Linked DNA regions of Mus musculus: region 1 is linked to region 2. The links are chromatin loops, found by intact Hi-C in ENCODE. Cell type or tissue: heart. All regions are shown on one strand. Each heading gives the region's core, and the rest is flanking DNA. Links, peaks and the distances in the headings are about the cores only.

Evidence for each region. A loop is a pair of places that touch in the nucleus more often than their neighbours do. Peaks named below come from ENCODE experiments on the same cell type or tissue, not always from the same donor. Only the 100,000 strongest peaks of a DNase experiment are listed, where the experiment ranks them.
Region 1: it touches region 2 in a loop (2.4-fold over the local background); 2 of 42 quality-filtered maps call a loop at or near these places.

What each region holds. Positions count from the first base shown.
Region 1 is chr5:150,382,504-150,398,789 of GRCm38, reverse strand. Fry (FRY microtubule binding protein) reads right to left here. Exons shown (of 61, transcript NM_172887.2): 18 at 12,547-12,805; 19 at 9,835-10,017; 20 at 8,068-8,154; 21 at 4,553-4,812; 22 at 3,613-3,802; 23 at 2,923-3,047; 24 at 535-592. Among named protein-coding and RNA genes, the nearest start is that of Gm36299, 17 kb to the left of the region's middle. In heart, for the core only: no CTCF peak of the experiment used is centred there; DNase peaks (open chromatin) are centred at 8,239 and 8,559; H3K27ac peaks cover 4,738 bases.
Region 2 is chr5:150,167,054-150,183,339 of GRCm38, reverse strand. It overlaps a transcript of Fry not described here. Among named protein-coding and RNA genes, the nearest start is that of Gm52797, 44 kb to the right of the region's middle. In heart, for the core only: CTCF peaks have their summits at 8,206 (motif pointing left) and 8,621 (motif pointing right); a DNase peak (open chromatin) is centred at 6,539; H3K4me3 peaks cover 276 bases; H3K27ac peaks cover 545 bases.

The sequences.
Region 1 (16,286 bases), core at 4,126-12,125, 220 kb before region 2:
GCAGTGCTCATGGAAGCCAGAAAGGGCATCTGAGTCCCTGGAACTGAAGTTGGGGATGCTTCGAGCCACCCAGGGCCCTCTGCAAGAGCAGCCAGTGCTCTTAAGAGCTGAGCTCTCCCCAGCCCCAGGTTGTTGCTGTTTCTTGTATCATATTTATTGGAAGTTTCTTTTTTAATCTTATTATTTTTCAATCTTGATATATTGTAAGAGAATTCTGGTCTCCTCGATCCTGGCTTGTTAATAAAGATGGCAACAAAGTCAAGCAAGCTAAAAACCAAAATTAGATTTTGAATTAGCTCTTTTGCAAAACTAAAACCATGTGATTACTTGAGTTGTTTTTGCATTTGTGCATTTAGAAAATTCATTAAGACACAAATTATTTGACTATTGGAAATCTAATGTACTATATAGCAAGGCTCACTGTTAGGAACAGGTTGGGGTGTTTGTATTCTTTAGGGTATGACAAAGCTGACTTAAGATTCACACCACTGTCCAAATGAGTCAGGCCCTCATGGTGGAGATTCCAAACCTTACCTCTGGTCTTCTCTCTAGAGCCTCCTTCATTAATGGATGGAGTTCTTCAACCAATTCTCTACAGAGGGAAAAGGTCATATTTGAAATTTGTTGTTATTGATATAAGACTTGTCATCAACATATCCATTCCAGCCTAAATAATGTAATTATTTCACTTGGCTACCAACCAAAACCTCCGGTGACATATGCATGGGTGTTGCCCTACACAGACAGCCCTCATTCTGATGCTGTGCATATGTACTGAGCAGAACACCATATCTGAACAACGACACAGGATCTCCCAAGTGTTTACAAATGCAGGGAGCTTCAGGACTGGCTTCCAGAAATTGAAAATAATTATAAATTGAGTCTCTACCCTCAAATAAACCTGTCAGTCCAATCAGAAGGAAGGAGAGGATCAATATTGAACTACCTTAGAGATATACTCAGGAGACTGACACATACGAGATTTAAAACATGAAACCTGTGTTTCAGAGTAATTACACTTGTGTTATCTGATAGAAGCAAACTATAGCAAGGGACAAAATATCACAGTTTTTGTTAAAACCTTTCCTATGTAGCAAAAATGTTTTGATAACATTAATATATATCGAATTACCTCTCTCTGTGTTATATATTGTGTTGGTTTGAATAGGTATAGCCCCCAAAGACTCATGTGTTTGAATGCTTGGCTCATAGGAAGTGGCACTATTAGGAGGTGTGGCTTTGTTGGAGGAAGTGTGTCACTGTGGGGGTGGGTTTTGAGGTCTTAGATGCTCAAGTCAGGCCTAGTGTAGCAGTCTCTTTTGGCTGCTTGTCTGTGGATCCAGATGTAGAACTCTCAGCTTCTCCCCCAGCACCATGTCTGCCTGCATGCTGTCTGGCTTCCTGTCATGATGATAATGAACTAAACCTCTGAACTATAAGCCAGCCCCAGTTAAATGTTTTCCTTTATAAGAGTTGCCATGGTCAAGGTGTCTCTTCACAAAAATAGAAATCCTAACTAAGACATATCTGTATTTTATATATGCATTATATGTATACACCTATATATACTATATATATTTTACATGTGTATTATATCTCTATCTATCTATCCATCTATCTATATCTTTTGTGTATATGTATTACACACACACACACACATACACACACACACACACACACACACACACACACACACACACACACGGTTCTCATTTGCCCTCCAAGTCTCCAACTATCATTTATACTTGTTATAAATTATCTTCTTAAGGAAATCATTTCTGAATTGCATGTTTAAGCAGATGTGAGATCTAACTCGCAGCTAGATAAGTTTGGAACTTCCACATGATACCTCTATCACTCTCCAGGGAACCAGGAAGGCTTATGGGAATCTACTCTGAACTGATAGAGAAAAATCTGAGATTTTTGTCTTGATTGCTCTAATAATTTATCAAAAAATCTCATTTAATAACATATCATGTTAATAGCACTAAATTATCACAATATAGCATGATACCAAAGGACATTATATTAATATAATGATATGATAACACTAATATGTTATTAATATGTAATTGATTGATTTAAAAACTTTTAAAAAATTACTTGTACTTATATGTGTATGTGTTTTATCTGCATGCACAGCTGCACACAACATACATGCAGTACCCACGGAGGCCAGAGAAGGGCAGTGGGAATCGAACCTGGGTCCTCTGCAACAGCAACCAGTGCTCTGAACCACTGAGTTACTGGTGCAGCTGTGCAACCTGAGGCTTGCGGAGATGTTTTAGACTCCTGCTGTTGGTTAGCTGAATGGATGGCAGCATCTACCTCCAGGATCACAGAGAGAGGATAAGCTATACACGGGGATTTGCGTTCTCTTGGAAAGAACGCTGAATTCAGGAACCGTGAGTTATCTTTTTAAAGCAGATCTAAATAATTAATGAATGGCTAAATGTTGGTTAATTGGTACTCTTGTAATGAAAACTTGTATTCTTAGTTATTGTCAGGGTGAGATGTTTGGGGAGTCCCCTTTCCTGACTCTTGTTTAACAAGTGTTGCCTCCATCCTCCTCAGATATGTGACTATAAAACCATTTAGAAGTACAAAATGCTTTCACACACTACCCTCATTTTGGTATTGTAGCCTCGCAAAAGTCTGGTTAATGGGAGATGGATAAGGAATTATCTTACGTACAGTTACCCAGGACAAAGCTTGCAAATGCAATAAAAATTGAGGGTTAAAAAGGAAGGCTGTTTACCTGCACATCAAACAAAGGCATAAAGAAAACCATGCACAGCCCACTGGTACCCCAGCACCGGCCAGCACTCGCTGGCACCGGGCACCCCCACGCTTGAGTTAAGAGAAACAGCTATAATTGCAGCAGCATGTATGGTTTTGAAGAATGTACTGGGACAGTCATACCTGAAAACAAGGGAATTTGTTCTTCCAAATCCTAAAACAAGGGACTCTGTGATTTCAATGCTTTCCAGCCTCATCAAAGGCACCAACTGTTTCAGCAGGACGCCCACTGATGGTGTGCCAATGGCCTGGAACGAGGAGATTTGAAGTGACAAAGAGGTAACACGGTAACTAGGCAACAACAGGTGACTGAGTCACATTCCAAAACGCTGCCATCATTTCAGGGAAAAATAAAAATTAAAACAAACAAACAAACAAACAAATGAACATATATCTAACACAGTACAATTATTTTCTACCTGGGATACAAGTCCTAAAGAAAACCCTGCTCTTTTCTTTTTCAAACTATTTAAGTCAACAAAACTATCATTGGGTAAAGTTGTGGTTTTGAGGTATTCAATTGGTGAAGAGGGAAACTGGGCCCGGAGTGGACAAGCCCAGCCTTGAGGCACTGAACACACTATTGGCAATCGTCCTTATCTCTCAGTCTTCCATTCCACACTTGCAGGGGAGGGGCAAGAAACTATTCCCAGAAGATGCTCAATGGAATCTGGAAATGTGGTAGATGAGAAGTCAGACTCCACGCTAATGCAGATGGCAGGCACAGTGTGATTTGCACTGGGAACAAACGCTACATGAACAAGCTAAAAAGCAACCCTTACAGACTAATTCCCCTGAAGCATGTCATGTCACCTTGTTATCGTAGCTCACTGTACCGTCGGGAGTCGTTGCCATTATCTCAGGAGTGGATGCTCGTAAGTGTCCTGGGCTCATAATACTGGGCTTGGCAACTCCGAAACAGAGAATGAGGTAATTTCTCCACAAGGTAACATAGTTGTCTCCGCTGCTCGCTGTGCTGGTTTTCTTGGCGTTGACTGGGCTGCTATAGATGTGGAGGCAAACAACGGTAAAACTAAATTCCTGATTTTATGGTTTTATTTTTATTTTTATTTTGTGTGTGTGTGTGTGTGTGTGTGTGTGTATACAGGGATGCATGTGCCTATGGTGACCACAAGAGGGCAGCAGATCCCCATGGAGCTGAAGTTATAGGCAGCTGTGAGCCATTTAACCCACTTAGCCTGGGTGCTGGGAACTGAACTTGGGTCCTCTGCGAGAGCCGTGTGTGCAACTGTCTCTCCAATTCTTGATTTTGAATATGAGTTTTAGGGGTTCTGTTTGAGCTAGAATCTCACTATACAGGCCTTTCTGTACATAGCCTGGCTGGCCTTGATCCTGTAGCGATCCTTCTATCTCAGCCTCTTGAGTGTTAGAATTGTAAGCATATATTATTATACCGGGCTGTAAATATCACTTCTTAAATAAAGATCATTAGGAGGGCTCAAGAAATTAGGCAGCTGCCCATCAAGGATGAGAGGACACACAGAAGAATTTTAAAGATCTTGGGATTAAGAGCCAGAGCTTCCTATACTGGTATACTTAGTCATACTGATTATTAAAGCAAAAGAAAAAAAACCCTGTTCTAGACAGAATATTTTTATCTCTACTATGTACTAAGAATGCTATAGCAGGAAATTTTTAAAAATTAGAGAAGATTATGGTAGCCTAACCTCTTATGTGGAATGAAAATGTAAGAGAACCAATCATAAGCATTGGACACACACGGGCACCTTACTTTGGGTCTACCAGCGGCATCACGGACTGCAGCCGGGTGAAGGCGTAAGGCCAGGCATAGCTGAGGGCCGTGGGGCAATGCTTCGGCAAGTTTTCCTGACGGAGGAAGCTGAAGAGGCACAGGACCCAGGGGTCTTTGACAGATTGCGCGAAGATCCAGACGTGGGAGGGGCTCTTCACATCGTAATGGCTGTTGACCAGGACCGCGTTCCATTCCACCAACCACTGGAGATCTACATTGTGGGTCGGAGGTAGTGTTGCCTGAGGGCAAGAAATGGGCAGCCAAATGTAATCAGGCTTGGCAGACTTTACCAGGGCTCGACCTGCCGCCCCTGTTTCCACGGTGCCTTTCCGAACCTCGGATGCCACGGATCAGCTTTGGATCTGGGACACCCATCACATTTAACAAACACCTGTCCGAGTCAGCTGCACCCCTCTGCCAGCCATAGCAGCAGTAAGTGTGACTTTCAACAATTACAATCATTTTCAATGTTGTTGTTGCTTTTTGAGACAAGGAAGCACGATGTAGCTCTTGCAGGCCTGTAACTTGTTCTGTAAACTAGGTGGGCCTGGTGCGGGAGATTAAAAGTGTGAACCACCAGGCCTAGCTATAATCATATTTTTAAGTTTTGAAGTCAGAGGATGGTTACCAAACATTTATGTGACGATATATGATATTAATCAATTTAAATGTGACCACAGATTTGTGCTTTTCTAAAATTTGTTTTTATTTTATGGATATGAATGTTAGGCCCGAACATATGCCTATGTGTCTGGTGCCTGTGGAGGCCAGAAGAGGGCAATGAATTTCTAGGAGCTAGAGTTACAGTTGGTGTCTTAGTCAGGGTTTCTATTCCTGCACAAACATCATGACCAAGAAGCAAGTTGGGGAGGAAAGGGTTTATTCAGCTTACACTTCCACATTGCTGTTCATCACTAAAGGAAATTAGGACTGGAACTCAAGCAGGTCAGGAAGCAGGAGCTGATGCAGAGGCCATGGAGGGATGTTACTTACTGGCTTGCTTCCCCTAGCTTTCTCAGCTTGCTTTCTTATAGAACCCAAGACCACTAGCCCAGGGATGGCCCCACCCACAATGGGCCCTCCCACCTTGATCACTAATTGAGAAAATGCCTTATAGCTGGATCTCATGGAGGCATTTCCTCAAGGGAGGCTCCTTTCTCTGTGATAACTCCAGCCTGTGTCAAGTTGACACAAAACCAGCCTGTACAGCCACCATGTGGGTGCTGAGAATCCAAACTCTGAACTTCTGGAAGTAAGTGTTCTTCACCATGGAGCAATAATCTCCCTAACACGCAAACCACGTGTGGGATCCATAACTGTGCCTTTGCTCCTGTGATTTGTTTGTGTGATGTGTGCGTGTCTTTACTTGCACTGAAACACTTTGCCGGGGCTTTAGAAAACACCTGAACACTTACTTTCCCTTGTATGAAGGGATCCCAGCGATGATTTTTAAGAGGATACCTTATCTGTCCCTACGATATCAAGCCAATGTACTTCAAAACTTCTCTTAAAATATATATGTGTGAATTGATAAGTTCTCTCACTTTGTTGTCTTTTAAGTATCCACATCAATATTTAGGCAATACCAGTTTTCAAACAGCATATCCATTGTTCCAAAGCAGGGGTGGGGGGGATGCTTGCTCTTTTGTTAGGTATGTATGTATGTATGTATTTATATTTTTCGAGGCAGGGTTTCTCTGTGTAGCCCTGGCTGTCTTGGAACTCACTCTGTAGACCAGGCTGGCCTCGAATTCAGAGATTCTCCTGCCTCTGACTCCTGAGTGCTGGGATTAAAGACATGTGCCAAGACTGCGAGCCATTAGTTAGGCATTTATTGAGTGTTCTATTTCACCTGCTAGGGCCATGAACTCCCCTAGGTAAATGTTACAGATCTGTTTGGCCTTCATAAGTCACTGGGCTGGAAGGGGGCAGAACTGGACTTTCAGAGCCAGGGAGATGAGATCCTATCAAGTGGTCTCCCTAAACCTGGGTTCTGGGGAGATCACTGACTCTAGAGACAGACATCTCCTGCATTCATGACTAAGCAGCTGTAAGTAATCTCTCCTGATAGTCTTTGTGAATCAGATGGGTACAGAAATCCAACGCCTGTGCGTGCTCACCTGCTGAACAGAGTGCAGGATGCTGACCTGGTGACATGCTTAGGATCTGAGTCTAGCAAATACAGAAGAAAATGAGGATATATGACAGTCATCTACAGGAAAGGCAGATGTGCATGTATAAGAACTATAGGAGCCCTTCCACGTCGGGTTCTGACAACTGTAACATAAGAGAACGTATACGTCTTTATTCTGACTGTGCCTGGCCAATGGCCTTAGTGATTATCGTGATTGTGATTGCCCAAAATTAGCATTTTGTGTTCTGTGTCATGAAAGTCTGTGGAAAGTTTACAGATTCCACAATGCAGTCATTTGCATATGTGACAGGCATCAGTGCTAAGTACCAGCTAAGTGTGTTCTTCAGTGACCCCCCCCCCCTCCCCGCAGACTTCCCTGTTTGTGGAGCTGGAATGAATCCAAGACTGCTCACTGGACTTTTCTGTTTTAAAGGATAGATAGCTAAGCTGGGTAGTGGTGACACACGCTTTCCCAGCGAGGCAGAGGCAGGAGGATGTCTGTTAGCGTATGCAGCTAGAGGCTTACATTTAGCTAGTACTGTGGTAAAAAATCTGCCATGTTCTAAATACTTGTCATCTTAGGTTGTAGATCCTTTTCCTCCTCCTCCTCCTTCTTCTTTTTTTTTTTTTTTGAGACGAGCTCTCACTATATAGAGCAGGGTGGCCTAGAACTCAGAGATTCACTCGCCTCTGCTTCCCAAGTGCTCAGGTTAAAGGCATTTGTACCACACACCACAGGCTCAAGGTTCCATTCCTGGGTCTAGTTTTAGGTTTCTTAAGGGTCACCGGGGCCTTTGATCCCAGCATGCAGGAGGCAGAGGCAGGGAGATCTCTAAGTTCTAGGCCAGCCTGGTCTACAGAGCAAGTTCCAGGTTAGCTAGGGCTACACAGAGAAACCCATCTTGAAAAACAAAGTGTTGTGCCCTGAGCTAACCCCTGGCTTAATGCTTCTGAGTTTTAATAACTGTGAGGGTCAAAGGTACTAAAAATAAAACCATCCTGGGAACTATAAAGTAACACATAGTGGAACTTATGTATTGAGACTGCTGTAATACAAAATATTAAGTACAAAATTAAACAAAGATTATGTATTAAAAATAACAATTTAAGGCTAGTTATTTGAAATTGAAGTTTTCAAAAATATTTGAAAGTTCAAATTTTGTATGAAATTTTTTTTTCAGACCTGTCCTGTGCTATTTTTTGAAAAGCTAATCTTTCTTTCTTAGGTATCTGGGTCTCAGGTTATTAATCTGCCTTGAGAGGCTTGACACATAGGGTTTTTATTTGGCTCTGTTTTGAGAGAGAGGCTCAGGATTTATAACTGACATCAGATAGCATTGGGGACCACACGTCTGCTTACCGAATCTGAAACTGCCACATGAATGAAGCTTTCAAGAATGGAAGAACTCAGCTGATCCATGACATCAATCATTGGCCTGTCATCGTCCTGTACAAAGGAGGAGCCAGTTATACCCCATGGGAAACGTGTCCTTCCCACCGTCCCCACAACCTTCATCCCAGGACATGAAGCAGAGCAGCCTGCCAGACAGTGATAACAGTTTTCTCACAGAGACAGGAAAGAGAAGGCAGGGACTAAAACAACCCTTTGGTCCCGAGGATAGACAGACTTTTGATTTCCAGCGCAAGATAATTAAAGCTCCAGTTTCAAATACTTGCTCATACTCCAGAATCTAAATGCCAGTACTGTATATTAGTCTCGGAGACACTCACACTTCTGGGATAAGCTTAAGGGGCAGGAGCCCTGCCTGCAGGAACATACCTCGCTGGGACACTAAAATGATCTTATTTGAGGTCACTGGCTTACCAGGATAGCTGACAACGTGGCCTGTGATTGAATTTTAGTCCAAAGAAAACACACAGTAGACAAGCCCTGTACCCCATGCTTCCCATGTGCAGTGCAGCCTTGCCTCTTATCTTGGGAGGCCACATTTTCTTCCGCCACCATCGAAACCAAGGTGTTTGTTTTGGCGTCATGATGTTTTAAAGAGGATGTATTACGTTTTCTAGTTTATTCTCTATGTGTGGCAGCTTCTTAATTAGATGTATGTCAGATGCTGAGAGGAATGACCCACAACCAAATTAATCTTAAAATTCTTGGTAAAGTGGGGTCATTTAGGAACTTAGAAGTGGTCTCTTCTGTCACTGTCAGAATATAGGATTTGCTTCTACTAGATTAAAGATGCCACTGTGCCCATAAATCTCACAATATGGTTACACAGTGACAATACCAGCTGATAGTCCAGCGTGGCTGGGAAGTTCCACAAGGCCCCACCCCTGGTAGAGAGCTACAGGTAGTTAACGGCTGTTGAGAAAGATAATTAGTCTTCTCTATACACAAATCTCCCATAGGTTATCTGATCCTAAACGGTCAGCCCTAAGCACATGCATATTAGCAATACTAAATGGACTAGTAGGCTGGACTTTCACACTATATATATTATATGTGTGTGTGTATCATATGTATGTTTATGTGTGTATGTATATATATATGTGTGTGTGTGTTTAAAAAGAGAAGATAGTGAAATTGGGGGGGTATGGATTGGAGCCAAGAGAGTGTTGTATGGAAATACAGTATGAAATTTGGAAATAAAGTTTAAAAAAAAAGAAGCAGCAGAAAAGACCCAGGTTCAGTTCCCAGCACCCACACGGCAGTTCACGACTGCCTGCAACTCCAGTGCCAGCAGATTTAATGACTTCTTCTGGCTCGCAAGGACCCTGAATGTACATGGTACACGTGCTTGGGTGGAAAATACTTGTGCACAGAAAATAACAAGAAATGCAATCTTAAAAGGTGGTTTACTTAAGATTTTAAAAAGAATTCTGTTATAGCCTGGGAATGCATGTCTTTAATCCCAGAATTTAGGAAGCTGAGCCAGACAGAACTCTGTGAGTTCAAGGCCTACGGACCCTGTCCTCAAAACAAAATAAAGCAAAAACAGATAAACAAACCAAACGAAACTACAGCCACTATCTAATTAAAAACCCAACAATGTATCAACAACAAAGTCCTTGCCCTACACATATTAGGTACCCCCAATAGTACTGTGTTATTTCTAGTCTTTGATCCATAGCTGTTGAAGGGAGACTCCTGGAGAACACCCCGTACCTCGGGCTGACCCAGGGCCAGGAAGAGAGCTCGGATCTCCTTGAGTATCAGCACCGACAGCTTGCGTGTGGCCACCTGGAAGCTGCAGAGCAAGACGAGAGCGAAGCCTTCCACAGCATGGAGGACACTGCAGTGCGGGCCTCGTTCTGACTGCATACGGTGGCTGGAGCCGTTGGGAATGAGCTGTCGTGCAAGAAGAACATTCCAGGGTCAGCAGCAAGATAACAAGGGAGAAATACAGGCTTTCTGCACATTTAGTTTCATAAAATTAAATTGAAACAGCTTAGAGACAAGAGTGTGTGAAATGATTATTATTCATGAGATCTCTGGATTCCCTTTTTGCCTTTCGGATCGATCAATGGGTGCTTTGTGATAAAGCCAGCCGTCTGTTACCTCTGATGGGAAATGACTGTTTAAGGGCTGTACGTAGAGAGGAGACGGATCTTGCCTCTCCATCCACACCATTTGGGATTATGCTACAGCTGAGATCAAAGTGGTTTAATTTATTTTCACTGAAGTTTCTACAGACAAAAGACACTATTAAGTTAGATTTTTCAAAATTTTTACTTTCTAATTGATACTAGTGTATGTATGTATGTATTTATGTATGTATGTACTATGAATGTATGTACATACACACATATTTGGTGGTACTGGTATATATGTGTGTTTGGATTCAGACTCTGGGAAAAGGAACTGAGGTGCATATTTTACATATCAAAGCAGACCTGGCCTTCAGGTCCTCCCAGCATCCCCCAGTCCCTACCTGGCATACCCCCCGCCTCCAGCCCTGAACCTTCTAGCCCAGGGGCTGGGCTGCCCTTCCCCCCAGAGGCTCTTCCCTACATGTAATTCAGACATTTTTGCCTTTTCCTTTCTCCCCTTCTCTCTCCTCCTTTCTCTGTGAGTACACCCCTTTTCCTTTTCTCTTCCCTCTCCCCCACCTCCCCATGGTGACTTCCCTGGCCTTGGTCCTTGGGGCCAGTGGACTCGCCCGAGAGCAGCTTCCTAACAAATCTGCATTTAATATACTCTAATCTGGCTTGAATTGGCTCACTCCACCAGCAGAGAAATAACCTATCAATGTGTACTGAGAATATTGAACCTAGGGCATCCCATATGTTAGGCAAGTTCTCTACCCTCCTGTGCCAACTCAAGCCCAAAGCTGGAGTTTTTTCCAAGAGAATTCAGTTTTTGTTTTTTAAGGTCGGGAGAGGTCACTGTTGTTACTTTGTATTTTTTTAAAACAACTTTAAAAAGGCTTCTATTAGTTTTTAGTAACTGGCTTGCGCCTGCCTCTGCATGTGTGCTCATGTGGAGCAAGAGGTCAGAAGAAGGCATCAGTGCCTGTGGAACTGGAGTTAGAGATAGAGTGAGCTACCTGATCGGGGAACCTTTGGGAGAGCAGCTGGCACACTCAACTGCTGAGCTACCCCTCAGCCAGCCCCCTTTTCTGTATGTTTTTGGGGGCAGGGTCTCACTATGCAGCTCAGACTAACCTAGAATTCCTGATCTTCCTCCCCCTGCCTCCAAGTACTGGGATTATAAGGATAAACCAACACTAACTTACATTTTCTTAGGTAGAATCTATTCTAAGTTTTGCATGTTTACATACATGATGGGTTCTGGAAGTTTCCAAACTGCAATCACATGACCCTCAAGCAAAGGCAACTGAGAGGCTAGGCAGGTGCCACCTCCGTTCCCGTCTTCAAAGCATTTGGGCTTCTTTTTCAACCAGTTGGTCTTTTGTTCATGTAGCACACAGGAACCTGAACGCCACCCTCACTTTTCACTGGGTGCTGCTATGCTGCCCAGAGTCTCCGCAGGTCACTGAGCCTCCGATGATGCTGTCCCTCCAGAACCAGAGATCCGCATGGCCACTGCCAGCTCACCATGTGTCTCTGAGACCCTGGTACCCTTCCATGCATGCTCCAGACTGCTAGCAATAGTTTTACCATTCACTAGTGACCAAGAAACTCGAAGACTGCATTGTCATCTGTGCAGATACAGTGTGAAGCAATAAATGTTAACTTGGAAAAAAATACTCCGGTGGACAGCTAACTGCTGGATCTCTCCCCGTCTGTCTCCATGACACAATTTCCACCCCTTACATGGCCTTCTTGGAGTTAACAAGTCCAACCTTATGGAATGCTGTTTCCTGTGTTCCTTGGTCACAACATGGCTGGTGGAAGAACTAAGGACCAGCATCACAGGTAGGCCCGAGGCATCAGGAAGGAAAAACTCTAAAGGTTCCCTAGGCTGCCTCGATGTATGTGTGTGTGTGTATGTATATATATATGTGCGTGTGTATATGCATGTATTTGTGTGTGTGTTTGTGTGTGTTTGTGTGAATCTGTGTATGTGTTTGTGTGTGAGTATGTGGGTATATGTATGTATATATATATGTGTGTGTGTGTGTGTATGTGTATATATGTGTTTTTGTATATATATGTTTGTGTATGTATGTATGTGTGTATGTTTGTGTATATGTGTTTATGTATACATGTGTTTATGTGTATGTGTATATATGTGTGTATATGTTTGTGTGTGTTTGTATGTATTTGTATATCTGTGTATGTATGTATGTGTGTGTGTGTGTATATATGTGTGTGTGTGTTTATATATGTGTATATGTGTATATGTTTGTGTGTGTTTGTGTGTACATGAGTGTATGTGTGAGTGTGTATTACATAAAAAGGTGCACATAATCACCTCTGAGTTTCTGATCTTGTTGGCTTGTTCGTAGGCTCTTCCCTGTGTCTGTATGACCAGTTTCCACTGGGTGAGCAACTGCAGAAGCAACTTTAGGGAGGAGTCCAGGAGGGTGTGATGCATGTCATTTACTTCCCGGAGCAGGAAGTTCGTGAAGCCGAACAGGACGTCTTCCCTCCAGTCAGAGAAGTCAACCAGTAGTCCCTGAAGAGAGTTCTGTGCAATGTGGCGCAGTTCGTCATCCATATGAATAGAGAGTCTGGGAAAAGAAAGGCATGAGATCGCTGACTTGGTTACATTTTCTTCTAGGTGGAAGAAAGGATATGCCTTGCCCGTGGAGAGTCCCTTTTGGTACCCACAAGCCAAACCAGGCAGGCTCTAGCACTCAGACATGAATGCAGAACTGCTTAGGGATTGACCATGATGCTGAGGCAATCTATCTCCAAAGCCTCCAGGAAGCCCGCTGGGTAAGCCCTCTCAGACTCAGCCATTAGTAATTGGCTGAACAATACATATCAAAGCACACATATAGTAGCTGGCCAGCCTCCTTCCACACTCCACAATCTGTCTGCAGTTTGTGTGTCTGATGTATTTAGCTATCACCAGAAGTGTTGGTGTAGCAGGCCGGCAGCGGCTATGTGGAGACATGTCCTTGAAACCCTTACTGAGGGCTCAGCCAGTAAGGAATGGGAGGCTGAAGCAACAATGGTCTTGCTTTTCCAATTATGAAGAACCCAAGTTTTCTGGTAAAATGTACTATGAAGTAACTGTGAAGTGTGTATCTCCCTCCTCTGGCCAGGCTGTGGATACTGCATCGAGTCAGCTTACCACCTCTTCACTGGACTTTTTGGGGTGCGGGGTGATGCACTTCCTGTTGGCAACTCAATCCCACATTTCATGTACGTGGCTCCCTACCTTCATGTCCTGACCCTCTGGGGGGTGGGGCATCCGAAGAGGCTCATTTTCTCAGGACCCAAAGGACCCAGCATACAGGTCGCAGGCTCCTTACCTCCCTCTGAGACACCCTCTGACTCCCCTTTGAAGTTTATAAAATAGCATTTTTCATGAGCTCCCGATAAAGCCTGGCCATTTTTCTTGAGCTTTCAAGAATATTTATTTGTTCTTTTCCCTTCTCAAAAAGTGCTCCCGGCTTTGGGCTTTGTAAGAATGTACACAATAATAAACAGGATGCTATAAATAGCTCAGACATTCCAAGTATGTCTAACGATTCCCTCCCTGCATGTCTGGCACCACAGCCTGCAGACTCCAGCATCCTCGGATTAGGCTGTCAAGGTGGTTTCAGAGGTTAAAAGCCGTCTATGCAGACCCACAGCAAAGCAGCGTTAGACACTCTCCCAGAATGCTCCACTTTATCTACAAAGCCTGGCATTTCAAGAGCTTCGGTGTAGGCAATCAGCGGCTAGATCTCAGAGTAAAGCCAACGGCCCTCCCACCCTACACTGATAACTGCCTCTTTCCCACGGACCTTCCTCTGACTAACCAGGGTGTAGATGCCACAGTGCTATTTGGTCCTCAGAGATAGGTGGCACCCTTCCAAGATTGCCAAATTTTTGCCAAGGGAGGAAAGGTACGTTGGAGGTTTAAATAATTTGTCTAGATCACACAGGCAGAAAAATAGCAAGCCAAGATACCAAGGTCAAACTTTCTAGAAAATTCCGCCATCTTTCCCATGCCGCTTCCTGTCTCTCAGGCAACAGTACTGTATCCTCTGGTGGTCACGGTCACATCCTCATTTCCCCATGCCCTGCTTCTCGTTGTCACCCTGTCTACTACTGCCCACAGCAACAGTACCTCCTTTGTGTTTCAGGGCCATTCTGGAATTTGCTCAGAGACTTCCCCTTATTCTCAGCCTCTGCTCTCGTCCCAGGAGAGTGTTTGAGTGGCTGACCCTCAAGGGATCCCAAACTCTTCCTTCCTTCCATACCGGCTTCTCCTGTAGATCAGTGTGTTCTGTTATTTGCCCTTTGTTCCTTTGTGGGTCTCCTTGGAATTGAACACTCACCTCAATTCAGGTCCATTACTCCTCCCCACCCCCACTCTGCCTCAGTGTCCCTGATATGGGGGGCCTTAAGGAAAACTGAGGCTGTTCATTGTCTAAACCTTATACAGTTTTGGAGGGGCTGGGGATTAAACCCGGAGCCTCAAGTTGCTGAGGCAAACTCTTCAGGCTGTGTTCTGTCCCTAGCCCGTGTCCTTCCTTAATTGTGCTCTGATCATGGACTAGAGGGAAGGATCCATGGACTGAAGGTTGACCGTGAGAGCAGCAGGCAGATAATGGCTAACATGACGAAGGCTAACAAGTGACAAGTGAGGAGGGAAGGCTTGCTCAGGTGACACCAAGACTGAGGAGCATGGTTCTGAAGGTGACAGATTGTCAGCAGCCTTTCACAGTCAGAACCATCCCATGCCTGATGTGTGGGAAGAGGGTCAGGATGGACTTAGGCAATAAACGTCACTGCTCAAAGGCCAGAGAGTGTGCTCTCTGTCGCAGGCTGCTCGTTTGAGACCATCTGTTGATTCCCCTCTGGCTGTCATGCAGTAGATAACTAAGAAAAAGATGCATGGCGCATAGCCTAGGCTGATCCCCTCACTAGCCTGTGGGCCTTGTCCCATCGGAAGCTAAATAAATAAACTGAAGCTTGCTGCCATGACAGAGCCTCCTCAGGCTTCGGGTATCCCTAGGGGGTTAGGCACTGATATCTTTCTCTTCTCTGGGCGTTCTTTTTGTGTCACTGTCATCAGATTAAAACTTACATTTTTTGGGGGATGAAACATATCAGTGGATACGAGTATTAATTTTTTTCCCCAGAGAATCTGAGTTTGATTCTGAGCACCCATGTGATTGTATATGTATGTATGTTTTGCCTACATGCATGATCATGTGCCATGCCTGGGGTGTTCAGATAAGGGTTATCAGATCCCCTGGAATTGGAGTTACAGTCGTCGGTGAGCCGCCATGTGGGTGCCGGGAACTGAACTGGAGTCCTCTATAAAATAGTACTCTGGTCAGTACTCTTAACCACAGAGCTTAACTCTCCAAGCTAAATAAAATACTATTTAAAACTACGTTTATTGTGTGTGCATGCATGTGTGTTTGGGTGAATACTAATACTATATGGTGTGTATGCTGAGGTCAGAGGTTAGAGGTCAGGAGTCAGTTCTCTTCTTCCACCATGTGGATCTGGAGGGTTGAACTTAGGTTGTCAGGCACCTTTACCCCCTGAGCCATCTCACTAGCCCCTAAAGTGGCTCATTAATGGCATGGCCTGAAGCTAAAATCCTCTCTCTCTCTCTGGGTGAGTGTCTAAGTCCCTTCTTTGTTGGCTTTGTTAACTTTTTGTTCTCAGTTCCCTTTCCCTCCCATTCCTTACGCCTCCCATCTGATGATTTTGCCTTCTGCATTTCTTTTCTGAGTGTAACTGAAAGAGATGTTGTTGGTTGGAGTTTCAGATTACAGGAGATGAGGAAGTATCTAAACTACAAGGAGAGACTTTCCCTCGGGAGCAAACCGTCTTTTAGGTTACAGTTGGGCTGTGCAGTCATGCGGGTGATGGGAAAATGATAAATGGGATTTTGTTGGTAGCTCTCAGGAGTACTACGGATAGATTTAAGATTGCTGTCTCTTTTGGCCTTATTAGAGAGTTTAGGGACCTCAAACCGAGGGTCATGACCTCTCATAGCTAGGCCAGGCACTTCTCTTTACCTTTCTGAACTTGATC
Region 2 (16,286 bases), core at 4,651-12,650:
ATGCCCTCTTCTGGTCTCTCATGTATTACACACATGCGGTACACATACATCCATGCAGGCAAAATACCATACAGATTAAAAAAAAAAAAGTCTTGATATAGACCCTAGGCTGTATTTTTCTCTTTTTAAAAAGCAAATGTTTTATGATTTTGCTTTGTGTTATTTTTGTCTACATTATTTGCAATCACCCTCCATTCTGAACATGCTCCTACAGCCAGGGCAGAGCTAGACTCATTAGGCCCACACTGGCCTCAAACTCATAGCACTTCTGCCTCAGCCTCTCAAGTACAGGGATTATGATTCTCCATGGCTCACACAAACACTTTTTAAAAGAAGAAAAATATTTAGTTTTATTATTTTAAAACACAGAACTGATATGTGTGTGTGTGTTTGGGGTGGGGGGCTCACAGGCATATGGATGTAGTGCCCACAGAGGCCAGAAGAGGGCATCAGATCCCCTGGCTCTGGAGTTGTAGTGAGTTGTGAGCTAGGAACTGAATGCAGGACCCCTGGAAGAGCCCTCAGTGCTGTTAAGCCCTGATCCATCTTTCTGGCCCCACAAATACATCTCCTGGTGCAAATTGTCATACAATATTTCATACTGCTCATTAATAAGGTAAGTCAGCACACATACACACCCATATCCCCCCCCACATATACACATACATACACATATGCACACATACATACACACACCATAGCTATATATCTGTTTTTGTCTATATTTATACACCTTTGGATTTTTAAAAAATAGGTATTACTAATTAGTGCCTAAAAGTTAATTGACACCTATATTATCATTCTCAAATTTTAAACAGACTTAATTTTCAAGTCCATGTTAGTGCCCAAGCTAGGTGGTGCACGCAGCTACCCAGCAGAGTAGCTAGGCACTCCAGACCCCCACATTTATCCACTCCACACTGGGATCCTCCTGACCTCAGAATTGCTGGCATTTTCTTGGTCATCTGTGTCTTGTATTTGGGAACTCACCTAACATCTGCTTCCACCCCCATGCCACATATCCACAGCCATATTCCAGCAATTACCACTCTGAGAATTCATGATCTCCTGGGTCTGTCAACCCAACAAGAGGCTCCTTTAGCCTCTGTCTGGATCTGTTAACCCTTTTTGCTCCATTATGCTTTTCAGGCATGTCCCCAATGTAGGTGTCAAATGGCAACTTCTTCCTTCCTTCCTTCCTTCCTTCCTTCCTTCCTTCCTTCCTCCCTTCCTTCCTGTCTTTCTTTTTTAAACAAACAAACAAACAAACAGACAAACCAACCAAGCCTAACAATGGCCTTATTTAAATATTATATATATATACATATATATATATACACACACACACACGCGCACACATATATGTATGTATGTATGTATACACACACACACACACACACACACACACACACATATACATTGTACCTGTCTTGAGACACACCAGAAGAGGGCATCAGATCTCATTACAGATGGTTGTGAGCCACCACGTGGTTGGTTGCTAGGATTTGAACTCAGGACCACTAGAAAAGCAGTCAGTGCTCTTAACTGCTGAACCATCTCTCTAGCCTTTTTGTTTGTTTGTTTGTTTGTTTGTTTGTTTGTTTTTCAAGACAGGGTTTCTCTGTGTAACCCTGGCTATCCTGGGACTCACTCTGTAGACCAGGCTGGCCTCGAACTCAGAAATCCATCTGCCTCTGCCTCCCCAGTGCTGGGATTAAAGGCATGCGCCACCACTGGCTGGCCAGTCAGCAATTTCTAAAAGGCACTAGGAGACCGTTCTGTGCTTGTGGAGTTTAGTGGCTTTCCACAGGCTGCTGCAGGGCCAGCTCCATCCATTACCTCCCCTCTCAGTGAACTGGACCCTCAAGAGTTCCTTCCAGTCTGCTCTTAGGTTTGGCCTGACTTCCCACTCCATCCCTTCCTGGAGTCCAGCTCACTCCTTCATCTCTAGCCCCCTGCTTTGTTGGGCCCTACCACCCCACTTCCTAGCTCCCACAAAAAAGCATTTCTGGCTCCCTGAGGCTCCTCTATGCCACTGCCCCACTCTGTACCACTGTGTGCTGTGAATCTGTTTTCCCCAGACCATTTTATAATCTTCTGCTTATCACTCTCTCTGGCTGGGATGTGACTCATTTCTTACTGGTCCTTGTGTCCCCAGAGCCTGGCCTAGCTCCTGGCACTCATGCTGGAGGCATGTCCTCCTGACCAGTGAGTGCACAGGGAATATAAAGGTAGGCACATGAGAACAGTGTTTTCAGAGTTCTGGCAAATTCTAGAAACAGGCTTAGACTTTAGGAGTTGTCTTCATATATTTAAACAAACATAAGTACCTAGCTAGTACTTCATTAGAAAACAGGCAGTTTTTCCTCTAAAGAAAGGAGGAGGAGGAGGAAGAGGAAGAGGAAGAGGAGGATGAGGAGGAGGAGGAAGATGAGGAGGAGGAGGAGGAGGAGGAGGAGGAAGAAGAAGAAGAAGAAGAAGAAGAAGAAGAAGAAGAAGAAGAAGAAGAAGAAGAAGAAGAAGAAGAAGAAATAATGTTCAAGGCCAACTGAAATATGTAGGTCAAAGGCTGGTAAGCAATGAGATGCCAGGACATGTTGCTCTAGCCTCGTGAGGTTTATTTTCTTGATTTACAAAAGGCTCAAAGGTGAATTCTGACAACAGATTTGGACATATTTCAAACTGAGTTCAAAATGCTTTTTCTTTTTTCTTTTTTTTTCCTACTTCAGAGGAAAAATAAAAGAGGAAAAACAACAGGAAGTGGTGTCGGTATTGTTTTGTTTAACGAACCTTTCTAGGCTCTGAATAATGACAATGGCTTTACACAGGGACAGCAGCAAGAGAAAGGCAAGGCCTTCAGCAGTAGCAGGAAGGGACAGCAGGTGGGATGTGATAGCTGCAGCCATGCTTTGCTGACTGCCAAAGTAAAGGCTGGCTCCCCTGTGACCTCCACAGCCCTTCTGGAACCCTGACTGCCACAGGAGTCTGGAGCTTGTATTTAGAGCAGCAGTTCTCAACCTGTGGGTCCTAACCCCTTTGGGAGTCAAACAACCCTTACACAGGGGTCATTGAAGACCATCAGAAAACATATTTGCACTATGATTCATACAGAGTAGCAAAATTACAGTTCTGAAGTAGCAATGGGAATAATTTTGTGGTTAAGTGTCACCACAACGTGAGGAACTGGATTAAAGGGTAGCAGCATTAGGAAGGTTGAGGGCCACTGTTGAAGAAGTAGGAGCAGACCATCCCTACGAAGGGTTGACAGCGCTGTCATTCCATCCTTCTCCCATGCTGCAAGTGCTGGAGTTCTTCTGTGTCCCAGTCAAGGTTGGGAAGTAGGGTCAAGGAAAGAGGCAGTGTTTCCAACCTTGGGGCATTCACAGCATAATGAATGAAGGAGAGAGTGCTGTAAGACCAGACTAAGTGGCTGATCACATAAAGGGCAGTGGAGGAGAACCTTCCATAAGAAAGAGTGCGGAGGGAGAGATCAAATGTCCATCATACATGGGCAGTGACAAGTTAGGTAAGGAATGGAACACCAAGATAAAACTGACAAGGATAACCTTTGCCAACATGTCCAAGGCTTGTCACTGAATGTCACCAGTGCAGCAGATCCAGTCCACTGCTCACTAGGCAGTGGGTTATATCTTTGTCATCCTGCTTACGGAGTGCTGTGCAATAAACATCTCAGAGGCTAATTAAGACCACTGAGTTAAAAGCGTAGAACAACTCATGTTGGATTCAGGGTTTCTATTCCTGCACAAACATCATGATCAAGATGCAAGTTGGGGGAGGCAGGTAGAGGGTTGTGGTGAAGGATTTATTCAGCTTACACTTCCACATTGCTGTCCATCACCAAAGGAAGTCAGGACTGGAACTCAAGCAGGTCAGGAAGCAGGAGCTGATGCAGAGACCACAGAGGGATGTCACTTATTGGCTTGCTTCCCCTGGCTTGCTCAGCTTGCTTTCTTATAGAACCCAAGACTACCAGCCCAGAGATGGCATCACCCACAAGGGGCCCTTCCCCCTTGATCACCAATTGAGAATATGCCTTACAGCTGGATGTCATGGAGGCATTTACTCAAGGGAGGCTCCTTTCTCTGTGATAACTCCAGCCTGTGTCAAGTTGACACACAAAACCAGCCAGTACAATTTATGTTTATGCTATAAAACTTAAAATTTAAAAGCCACAAAACTAATCAAACTGTAAGAAGTACCGAGGTTTCAAGAGGAAAACAGTACAATTTCCTTTTTAAACACTTCCTGGGTATAGCTTTGCTTCTGCCACAAAGTTTTCTCTTTGCTTTGCTATCTGAGACATCTTGTTAACAATGTTGCCCTGTGCCTTTAAACAATGTTCTCGACACTCTAAAATAAAAGGGTGCCCCTCCCTGAGCCCTGGAAGACAGCTTGGTGAGGTGGGCTTCTATGCCCAAAGGTAGGAATCCCACATTAGGTCAGTTGTAGGCCTCAGAGTTAGATGAAATGAGATAGCCTCCAGCAATTCAGCTTGTGTGACCTGGGGCATTGCTAAACTAAGGCCATTTCATGTTTCCTCTTCATTCAAACTTGCTGTCAGGTAGAGGGAACAACCTCAGAACAGAAGCTCATAAATGCAGGGTGGTGTCAGAAGAAATGATGGCTTTATTTGACTTCTCTGAGAACCCTTAGGCAACACTGATAAAAATGAAAAATTGCCAATTTATAAGCAGAAATGTAAAGAGTCTTCCTGGAGACCAGAGATAACAGACAGGCAAACCAAAGACCAACCCAGTGTCCCAGACCTTAAAGACTCTACCACCCGGCATCAGGCTCCATCATACCACAGGTGGGCATTGAAAGTCTAAGGAACTTGAAATTGGAAAGTTGGGGTTTGGTGCTGTGTGATAGGGAGTGAGCACTTTAACCTCACCAGGATTCTGTCTTCATCCTTAAAGGGGAAGTGATAACATCTATATACAGGAAGTAGGCCAGTGAGGGGAGGGGGAGGGGTGGGGTAAACAAAAGGATTCTGGTGAAAGTCCCTGGATCCAGGGCTTGGCATAGAAGCAATGCAATTCAACAAAGAGCTGTAGGGAATTTTACAGGTAACTCTAGGAAATAAAAGGAAAATAAACAGCCGAACAGGAAAGAAGGAAGGAAGGAAGGAAGGAAGGAAGGAAGGAAGGAAGGAAGGAAGGAAGGAAGGAAGGAAGGAAGGTGGAGAGGGGAGGAGGAGGAGGAGGAGGAGGAGGAGGAGGGGGGAAAGAACCTCCAGAAAAGAATTCTTGAAAACAAAATTAAAAAAAAAAACAGGGCTGGTAAAATGCCAAGGTGCTTGTCAGCAGGCTATCACAGGCAGCAGTTCTATCACAGGCAGCCTCATGGTGTTAGGAGAGATCCCACTTCCAGAAGCTAAACTCTGATCTCCACATGTACACTGTGGTCTGCCCATCTTACACACAAATACATGAATGTAAAAAAAAAAAAAGTATGTGAAAACATGCAACATACTTGGTGCTATTCTTTCTATGAGAAGCAGGGAGCCTAGATAAGACACGCAAGAAGAAAGAGAATAAAACCATCCTCACTTAACATAAAGGAGAAAGGGCTGGTGAGATGGCTCAGCGGGTAAGAGCACTGACTACTCTTCCGAAGGTCCTGAGTTAAAATTCCAGCAACCACATGGTGACTCCCAACCACCCTTAATGAAATCTGACACCCTCTTCTGGTGCTGTCTGAAGACAGCTACAGTGTACTTATTTATAATAATAAATAAATCTTTGGGCCAGAGCTAGCAGGGTTGGCCAGATCGAGCAGAGGTCCTAAATTCAATTCCCAACAACAATATGAAGGCTCACAACCATCTGTACAGCTACACTGTACTCATATACATAAAAAAAAATCTTTTAAAAACATAAAGGAGAAAGATAATAATAATAATAATAATAATATAATACTGCCTTGACACCAAGAGGGTCTATAGAGCTCCTTTGCACTCCACAATTTCCCGATGTTAAAGGGGTGTGTGTGTGTGTGTGTGAGATGTACACATTTTTATTTACACAACACACACACACACACACACACACACACACACACACATATATATACATGCATGCATATGTATAGGCATATATACATGTTTATCTATATGCTCTCATATATGTTTATGTATCTACATGCTCATCTTAGTATAATTCTAGGATTCGAGGGGTCACTGGCTTCCACAAACATCTAATATAGCTGTCCTCAATCTGTAACCCCCTTGAGAGGTTGAATAACCCTTTCACAGGGTTTGCCTAAGACCATCAGAAAACACAGACATTTACATTATAAGTTGTAACAGTAGCAAAATTACAGCTATGAAGTAGCAATGAAAATGATTTTATGGTGTGTGTGGGGGTGTCCCCACAGCATGGGGAACTGTATTAAAGGGCTGCGGCATTCGGAAGGTTGAGAACCACCACTCCAATGGAGAAAGGAAACCTCACTAGCACATCCCTGTCTGCGCTCAACCTCTGTTTCCTGCTGGCCCCACTGCACACTTTCCCAGACAGAAAAGGGGAAGGAAGCTACCGGTGGGCTGTCTGCTAGGGAAGTCACCCTGGTGCTTGCGCTTGCTCCCAATGGCAAGCTCTTGGACCTTGCTCTAAAATGAGGAAAAAAGTGACTGTCCCTTCCCGCTGTCGTCCTGGGGGAAAGTGTAGGGATACTGTGCAGGAACCATGGTGCCCAGTGGTAAGTGTGGTCATCTGTGATTCCCAGTGAGCCGAAGGAACACACGGGACTTATGCCACTTCACTAGAAGTTCTGGCTCAGAGCTGAAGGATTGTGCCAGGGCTGCACCAAGACAGGTGCCCTGAACCCTGACTTAACTGAAACTTTATTTACCCCCTCTTGTGTCAACACCGTTAACCTCTGTCTCAGAGGAAGGAAGAGAGAGTTGCACAAGACCGGCAGGCATTTAGCTGGCCACTTTATGTCATGGCCGTCAGAGAGGATCTCCCAGCCAGAATGGCAGAGATGGGTCCCATCCCTCCAGAACTGGTCACCTTAACTTCGTGTTTCTGTGTCTCTGGTTAAGAAGGCAGGTGGAATGGAAAAGAGGGGATTAGGAAATTACGTAAAACTCATTTTGGTTCTCCAAATGGCAAGCTGGGGAATTTTGAATCTCTTTGCCTCCAGATTCTGCATAGCAAAAAGCCTGAAATGTGAAATCCTAACAATGAACATGCCAAAAAAAAAAAAAAAAAACCCAAAAACCAATCAAACAACCCCCCCAAAACAAAATCTGAGATATCAGTTATTAAACAGGAACACAGTAAAATAAGTAAACTAGATAAAGGCTTTAGGATGGTAAAGAGATGGGAGACCCAAAGGCACCAGGGAAAGATTTAAAGGACAAAATAAATTAAGAAGTAAATAATTCAAAGAAGCATGAGAGCCAGTGTAGCTTGCTTTAATTATGAGTGTGCATGGGTATATGCACTTATGTGTATGTGTGCATGTGTGTGTGAGCACATGTGTATGTGTGTGAGGGCATGTATAATGTGTGTGTGTGTTTATGTGCGCACGTATGAGTGTACTTGTATGTGTGCGTAAATATGAAAGGCTAACATAAACCCCGTTTGCCTCCACTTAAGGACCAGGCCCGATTTTGAAAACAGTCTGTAAGGCACCAGCTCTAGCGATAAACCATAATATCCTGAACAAGATCATAAAACCCCTTCCCAAAGAACAGCCAGAGGACAACCACAAAAATGGGGAACAACATTATGCAAGGGACACCATGCAGGACACACATGACATTCTATTTGAATTCCAGATTCTTTTCTGCTTGTTTCTGCAGGGCAATGGCCACTCAAGCCCCAAACTACCATCTCAAGCTCTAGTCTAAAAGCCAGCAGGGACACCTGTCTGATGTCAGCCCCAAATTTTATAATTTTGAGACAAGTGTCACCTTCAGGAAAAGACTTTCTAGAGTCAACAAGTATTTATGGCATGACTGTCTTGTACCAGACAATGTATTTTATATAGACTTTGAGATACTTAAAAACAGTTCTATTCTTAGGAATCTAAAGCTATACTGAAAGATAAATGCAAAAAGCCTCAACCTACATAGGGCTGGAGAGATGGCTCAGTGGTTAAGAATACCTTCTGTGCTTCCAGCAGGCTCACAACCATCTGTAGCTCCAGTCCTAGGAGATCTGATGCCCTCTTCTGGCCAACACAGGCACTGCATGCATATGGTACACATAAACACATGCAGATAAACACTCATACTAACAGTACTCTAGATGACAGAAAAGCTCTTAGCTCACTTCAAAGTGAATCACAGGCTGCAGGTGCTTTGTGAAACTGAAAGATAAAACTACTTTGTTTCTGAAATACTGATTAAAAAGAATGAAAAACTGGGCATCAAAGAATAGAGAGGACTCATGCTGGGAAACATGAAGAGTGTGTTTTCAAAGTATCAGTAATGGAAGATGAGGCACAGAGATAAGAAACATCTCAGTGGCTTCAAACCATCTATTACCTGCTTTTGCTACTTAGCACCTGTTTACTTTCTTTTTAATTAAAATTATGTCTATGAATTAGAATTATGTCTATGAGTGTGTGCTTGCATGTGTGTATGTGTATCATGTGCAGGCAGTACCTGCAGAGGCCAGAAGAGGGCGTCAGATCTCATGGGACTGAGGTATACATGGTTGAGTGCTGCCATGTGGGTGCTGAGAATTGAACTCAGTCCTCTGCCTATGCTCTTAACTCCTGAGCCATCTCCCCAACAACCCCATCCCTGCATACCTCTTTTTAATAGCAATAAATAAAATAATGTCTTTAGTTATCAAAGGACTTGAAAGTTTTGCTTTTTTGTTTAATTTTGTGGGGTTTGTGTGTGTGTGTGTGTGTGTGTGTGTGTGTGTGTGTGTGTGTTAGGGTCTCTCTGTGTAGTTCTAACTGTCCTGGAACTCACTCTGCAGACCAGAGTAGCCTCAAATTCACAAAGATTCACCTGCCATTGCCTCTTGATTGCTGGTATTAAAGCTGGCTAGGATATATATATATAATTCAGATATGTAAAATTCACAAGACCACTGGCTGCTATTACAATGACTCTCACTGCAGCCACTGGTTGCTTAGTCTAAGAAACATGCATATCTAGGTCAAAGACTGACTTGGCACATGCTTCTTTGTAATATCTGCTCAGAAGTTCCTTTCTACACCCCCTCCAAGAGATGTGGTAATTAATGGCCCGGTAGCAGTACAGGTCCGCTCTGGTTTTGTGGAAGGAAGCCAGGTCAGCTGCAATCAAGAGGCCAGAGCTTTGCATACGCAAAGGCCAGGGATTCCTAGACTCACCTGCCACTCAAGTTCCCATGTGTGCATAAAGCAATGGCTACGTGATGTGTGAAAGATGTAGAGGCTTTCGAATCTAGCATGAGTGGGCAGGGAGGGGGGGTCGAGTAAATAAGGATCTTGTTAATCGAACTGTTTACCAATTCTCTCCTTCACAGTGGCCAGGGTAATCCAGGAGGACGGGAATCTCCACCCACATTGAGCACATATAGACCCCACGCTTTGGAAGAGTGTAAGGAGCACTGAGTCACCATGCTGGGGAAGCAGACGGCATCATCTCCAAACACTCACACTAAGTCAGGTGAGGATGCCAACCCTGACCCCGAGAGGGCCTCTTAAAGCTGAGAAAGGCCTGCAGAATGCACAAGGGTGGCCCAAGGCTCACACTGGGTCACTTTAGAGTCACCACCTTCCCCTGTGGGTTCTGCTTGCCGTGGGCCCTGAGGCTTTATTAGCATTGAGGGGGTTCAGGTTTCAGGTCACCCCACCCCACCCCAGCATTCTAGATTCCTAAGATCTTCTCTAGTCTGCCAATCAGAGTACTCCTTGGGTTGTTCATGTGTGGGGATCCCTGGACCACAGGGCCTCTCTCATTTACATTCTGTTTCCTGCACAAGGCTGTGTGATTTGTGTTTTAAGAACTGAATTCTACATTACCCTAGTGAGTGATTTTTCTATGGTTAGCAGAGTTGAGAGAGGTAGACATTTGCACTCTCTCTCTGTTTAATAAGTATGTACATATATATTATGTGTAATACCTATAGACTTCACTATAGGAAACCCAATGCTTCAGTACCATAGCTGATGTCAGCCATCCCCTCTCTTTATCTGTGACACTGATGACCTGTGTCAGGCACAGGAAAGGACTCTACACTCTCTACTCTGGTCTTTGTTTCTAGGCCTGCATTAAAAAAAAACCAATAATCAGGATAGATTTTAAATACATTCGATAGAACTGGAAAGTTGGCAAAACAGCTAAGAGCACTGGAATTGTTTGCAGATGGCCAGGGTTCAGTTCCCAGCGCCCACACCCAGCTCATCACCATGGAGGGGGAATCTGACACTCTATTCTACAGTCCTCAGGCTCTGCACACACGTGGAGCACATACATGCATGGAAGTGAAACACACACAAGCACACACACACACACACACACATACACACACATGCTAAAAATAAATAAGATCTTAAAAAATGCAGTTTGGTATCTGAGAGGATAACAGTACCCACTCAGGTCTTTGAACATGCTCTATGTAATTTTTTATCTACATAGTTTTTATTTACAAAAACAGTTCTGTGTTTTGGGTGCTTCTTGTAAGAATTTTAGGAGCAGCTTACAGAAGTCTGCACTCTCACATGGGCACTGGCTTGAGCCTTCTCAAGCTTTAAAATCACTGTAGTAAAACCTGACTGTCTCGAAAAACCAAACCAAACCAAACCAAACCAAACCAAAAAACAAAACAAAACAAACAAAAACAAAACAAAAAACCCAAAAAACAAAACAAAACAAAAACCAACAACAACAAACTTGACCGTGGTCTCTAACCTCCCATCCAAGAATCCAGCCCTAGCCTTGTTTTGTGAGCACCTCGGTATGTGCTTCCAGCAAGACTTTCTTGTTCTTCACATGTCTGGACTATTTCTGAGATCGACTCCTAGATACTTCTTACCTTTGTTACTTGTGGGTGGCATCTTTGTGTTCCCCAGTAGCAACCACTGTTTAGTTATGGAGAGGCTTGGATGGTAATGTTGACCCAGGATCTGGCACCTGCAGTGCACAGCTTCCCAGGACTCTCACATTTTAGTGTCTTTGGGCACATGAATGGGGTGTCTGGTGGGATCCATCCCAGCCGATCGATCCTTCAGGTTTACCCTGGCTGTACTTTTCTTCTGCTGAGACCTGGGAGTGGGGCTCCCAGAAGGGAAGGGCACTGATCCATTTTAGGTGGTCCTGTCGCACCGTGATAAGATGGGATGCATTTGGCCCTGTTTTCAGACAGAAAACGAAGGGGACAAAGTGCTTTTCCTGAAGTTTTAAGGATGCTGCCTCCAACCCACCAGGGTGGTAGCAGCAGTTCACCTCCACAGTGCCTAGCCGCCTAGCTGCCTGGCCATGGGTAGCTCACATCCCTCTATAGAGCACTTCTCTGTGCCTCAGCGTTCTCGGCCCTGCGGACAGTCTCCTGTCTTCCCCTCCCCCGCCCGTGCCGAGCCTTACTGTACTGTGTGTGATCTTCTGTTACAAAAATCCGATCTTATCTCTGCTGTGCTTGAAACACTCTGTCACCTCCCACAGAAATGCCAATAAAGCCACCTTCTTTCCATGGCCTGTCTGGCTCTGGAACCAATTCTTGCCTCACCCCTGATATTGCTTACTCCTGGAAAGAGCCCACGCAAAAACCACTCTATAGGTATCAAGCGGTGAATATTATTGTTATCGTTGTTCTGAGGCAGGACTTTGCTATTTAGCTCATGCTGGCCTCAAACGAATGATCCTCCTGCCTCAACTTCTTAAGTACTGGGGTTACAAGTATGTGCCACCATACCTGACCATACCTGAAAGTTACCACAATCTGTTTTAATTTTTCCCCTACATAAACATCTACCCCAAACACTGATCTGTCCCTCTTGTCTTTTCTTTACCTCAGAGCTTCACAGAATGTCTACATGATGGGAGAACTGAGTGTTTTTTTTAAAAGCAGATTTTAAAATTTAAAACATGTAACGGATTTTTACCACTTATAAGTGGTACAGCTACATCTTTACAGAATTATTTTATGTTTAAATTGTGTATGTGTGTGTGTGTAATTGCAAGGTCTATAGAGGTCAGAAGAGGGTATCTGATCCTGGACCTTAAGTTACAGGAAATGATAATACACCCAACACAGGCATTGAGAACTGAACTTGGGACCTCTGGAAGTAAATGATTCAAAGAAGCATTCACCCTTTCTGAGGGTGAAATTTGGGGGATGGAGGCATAGATCATAGACAGCGAGGCTTTATGGGTTATGGACAAGGACAGTGGTTTGGTTGCAGCATTCAAAGCTTCTGAACTGGGTGGGGTTGTGGGTAGGACATACAAGGTCAGTGCAGGGGTCAACTTAAGGTCTGGCCCTTACCCACACGTGCAAAGTGTTTTTTTTCCTTCTGCTCGGCCTATCACATATGAATCAGTGTCATCTCTCTTTCTTTCTCCCTCCTTTCTCTGGCTCTTCTGATTAGATCTAGAATACCTCAGAATACTTTTCACTCATCGGTGGATACTGAGTTTCAGTCTGGAAATGTGGAAAGACAGCTGGAGATAGAGGTTGGTGATGGCTATAAAATAAAGTGAATCTATTTGGTTTCACTGGCCTGGGGGCTCGAGAGGTGCTTCTGCAGTTACAAAAGTGAACTGCTGGCTGTCGAGATGGCTGAGAGGTTAAGAGCACTGACTGCTCTTCCGAAGGTACTGAGTTCAAATCCTAGCAACCACAGGGTAGCTTACAACCATCTGTAATGAGATCTGATGCCCTCTTCTGGTGTGTCTGAAGTCACCTACATTGTACTTATTGTATAATAATAAATAAAATTTAAAAAATGTTTTAAAAAAAAGAAAAGAAAGTGAACTTCTCTTCCAGCAAAAGTTACCCATGAAACTGGAGGAACCACGTCATTTACAGGGAGAAAGACATATTTGGAAAAAAAAAATAACAAAACAAAACCCTCCAAAACAACAATAAAAACACTCCTTATGCCTACTCTTTCCTTACAGTGTCCAAACAATTAAAGATTTAGGTCAGTTATTCCAATATATATTGGGATGGAATTATACATGTTGGGCAGAGTTATCTGATTTTAGTTTAATCAGTAGTATTAACAAAGACTCTGTCAGCCTTGTTCAAAGAATTCAGGGATAAGCTGGGCAGTGGTGGCACATGGCTTTAATCCCAGCACTTGGGAGGCAGAGGCAGGTGTATCTCTGAGTTTGAGGCCAGCCTGGTCTACAGAGTGAGTTCCAGGACAGCCAGGGCTACACAGAGAAACCCTGTCTTGAAAAAAATGGAAAAAAAAAAAAGAATTCAGGGATAAAATGGGACAATGGATCCATATAAGCCAGAGGAGGGACCCAAGTCATATGACCATGCATTCAGACTGACTCTTTTGAGGCCTGTGACTGCATCCGGGTTGGTGGTAGGGAAGAAACAAGAAGGGAGAGAAAGTGGAAGGACTCAACGGTTGTTTCAATTCAGTTCATTTTCTTTTTAATTCTTTAGATTTACTGATTTTATGTCTATGATTTTTCTTGCATGTGTCCATGCATCATGTGCGTGTAGTATCTACAGATTCCAGAAGAGGGTGTCGGATCTCCTGGAATTAGAGTGACAGCTGGTTGTGAGCTGTCATGTGGGTGCCGGGAATTGAACCTGGGTTCTCTGCTAGAGCAGCCAGTGCTTTTAATTACTGAGCAATCTCTCCAGTCTCAGTTCATTTTATGAAATTTTCATTTTGAGGTTTTAAGATCACAACATTTGCAATAAGAAAGTTTCTTCTATCAGTATTGAGCCTGGATTTTAATTTTTGTATTAACACACATACACACGCACACACACAAATCTGTGTTGCTATTTACACAGATTTATTGACTTCACCTTATGATGCAAACCACCTGATGATATTTATTTACAGGATCATAATGAGAAATTACATGTATAAGGCTGGTTTGTTTGCATATGATACTCAGACTCCCTAAATGATGCTTAAGATTCAAACTCGAGTCATTCACATTCAAACGTTTGCTAAAAAACCAAATTCCAGATGCTGGAAAAGATAGGTCACATATTAACGTTATATTCTATCCCTTCAAAAATATCTGCTCAGGACAAGATAGCATTTTTTTTTTTAAAGAAATACTGCTTTAAAATGTTCCTTTTATTTTTTGAGATTATAATATGACCACACCACTTCCATCTTCCCTTTTTCCGTTCCAAATCCTCTCATAAACCCCACCCCCTCCCCCTTGCTCTTTTTCAATTTCATGGCATCTTTTTTCATTAAGGGCGCTGTGTGGATGCAGACAACTGCGTGCCTCTAGCTCCCTCTGGTGCTCGCTTCGTATCTTTACCGTCATTACCGACTGCATCTATAGCCATTTGGAAATGAGCCTTGTGAGAAACCACTAATGTGTCTAAAGAGGAATGTCTCAAACAACCAGCCTGGATGCTAACCATGCCCACACGTGGAACTGGATCCGGTGTCATGTGGAGTGGCAAACATTTGGGCTCAAAAAGGAAATCTCTGGAATTCTATATAGTGCTTATTTTGTGGGAAACTTCCATGAAGAGCTACTGGTGATTTACAAGAGCTTATATTTAAGGAAAGCACACAATTATTAAACTTACCATTAAAAAGGTTGAATAGCTGGGCATGCGCGGGCGCGCGTGGCACGTGCGCATACACACACACACACACACACACACACACACACACACACACACACTACTGTAATTCCTGAGGAAGGCTGAGACCCTATCTCTAAATAAAGAAGATTTACTGTCCAAAGTGCCATTAGCCTGGTTTCACGCCTCAGGAATGAAAAGTTGCTCCTTTAATTGGCATGGATTTAGAACTGACTTTAGAGTTCCTGTGTAGGAGTCAAACAAACTGGAAGTATTAAAAAGCTAACTGGAATTCAGCAAATATTCTAAAGCACAGAAACGAAGGTATCAAGAAAATATGACTCAAATGAGTTCTGTGGAAGGGAAGGGAGAATGATTCTGAGTAGTGTGTGTGTGTGTGTGTGTGTGTGTGTGTGTGTGTGTGTGTGTGAAACAAATGCACACAAAATACATTGTAGGCTGGGCTGGAGAGATGGCTCAGTGGTTAAGAGCACTGGCTGCTCTTCCAGAGGACCCAGGTTCAAATCCCAGCACCCACAAGGCAGCTCACAACTATCTATAACTCCAGTTCTAGGGGAATCTTCTGGTCTCCATGGGCACTGTGCACACACAATACACACACCTATATGCAGATAAAACATCTATGTGCATTTTATTTTATTTTTAAAATTAAAATCTTAAAAAATACATTGTATGAAATTCTCAGAGAGATAATAAAAATGAACAGAAAAAAGACACACACACTAATTTGCCTCCATATAAGGCAGAATTACATTCTGTAATTTATCTCTTAATTTTATCTTTTTGTTGTTGTCGTTGTTCTTTTGGTCATGAGAGGGAATTTCTCTTATAATAAGAAAAAACAAACAAACCAAACTTTAAGAAATAAACATTGGTGAAGGAGAATGGCCTCACCCTGTGCACATTTGTTAAATATATGAAAAGGAAACCAGGGCAAGCCATTCTGTTTTGTTTTCAAATCCTTTTGATCAGTCAGTTTTTAAACCTCTAGCCTCATTCCTGGAAACCTCGCAAGCTGCCTTTTGATTCTTGCAGGTCCTAGCCCCTCAAAAGAGCTTCTCCAAAAAAAAAAAAAAAAAAAAAAAAATCTACATTTTATGTAATCTGGTCCATCTGCCTAGCAACAGGAGAGTGTTTCCAAAAAAAAAAAAAAAGCCACCAAGGAAACCACACAGTAGCCTCTGGGGATGCTCAAGGGGGGTGGGGGTGGGGAGGGGACAGGCCACCAAGATAAGACTGCTCTCAATACAAAATCCCAGATGGAGAAAGTAAGACAAGGAATGTTATAGATTTTTCTCAAACGAAACTCTGTAATTACAGTCTCAAGAGTGTCACATGGTTAAGATGCCATAAATAGTCCTTCAAGGACAAATAAACAAAAAAATTCTTTACTCTGGTCAATGGGTTTGGCCTTACCCACACCCTTAGGGAAGGGGTGTAGCTTGGCTTAGGAGTCAGAGGGGTTGTAGTTACACGGGTTAACTCAGACTGGATCCCGCCACTGGGCCTGCTTCCTATTTCACTGGCACCAGTCAAAAGTAGAGA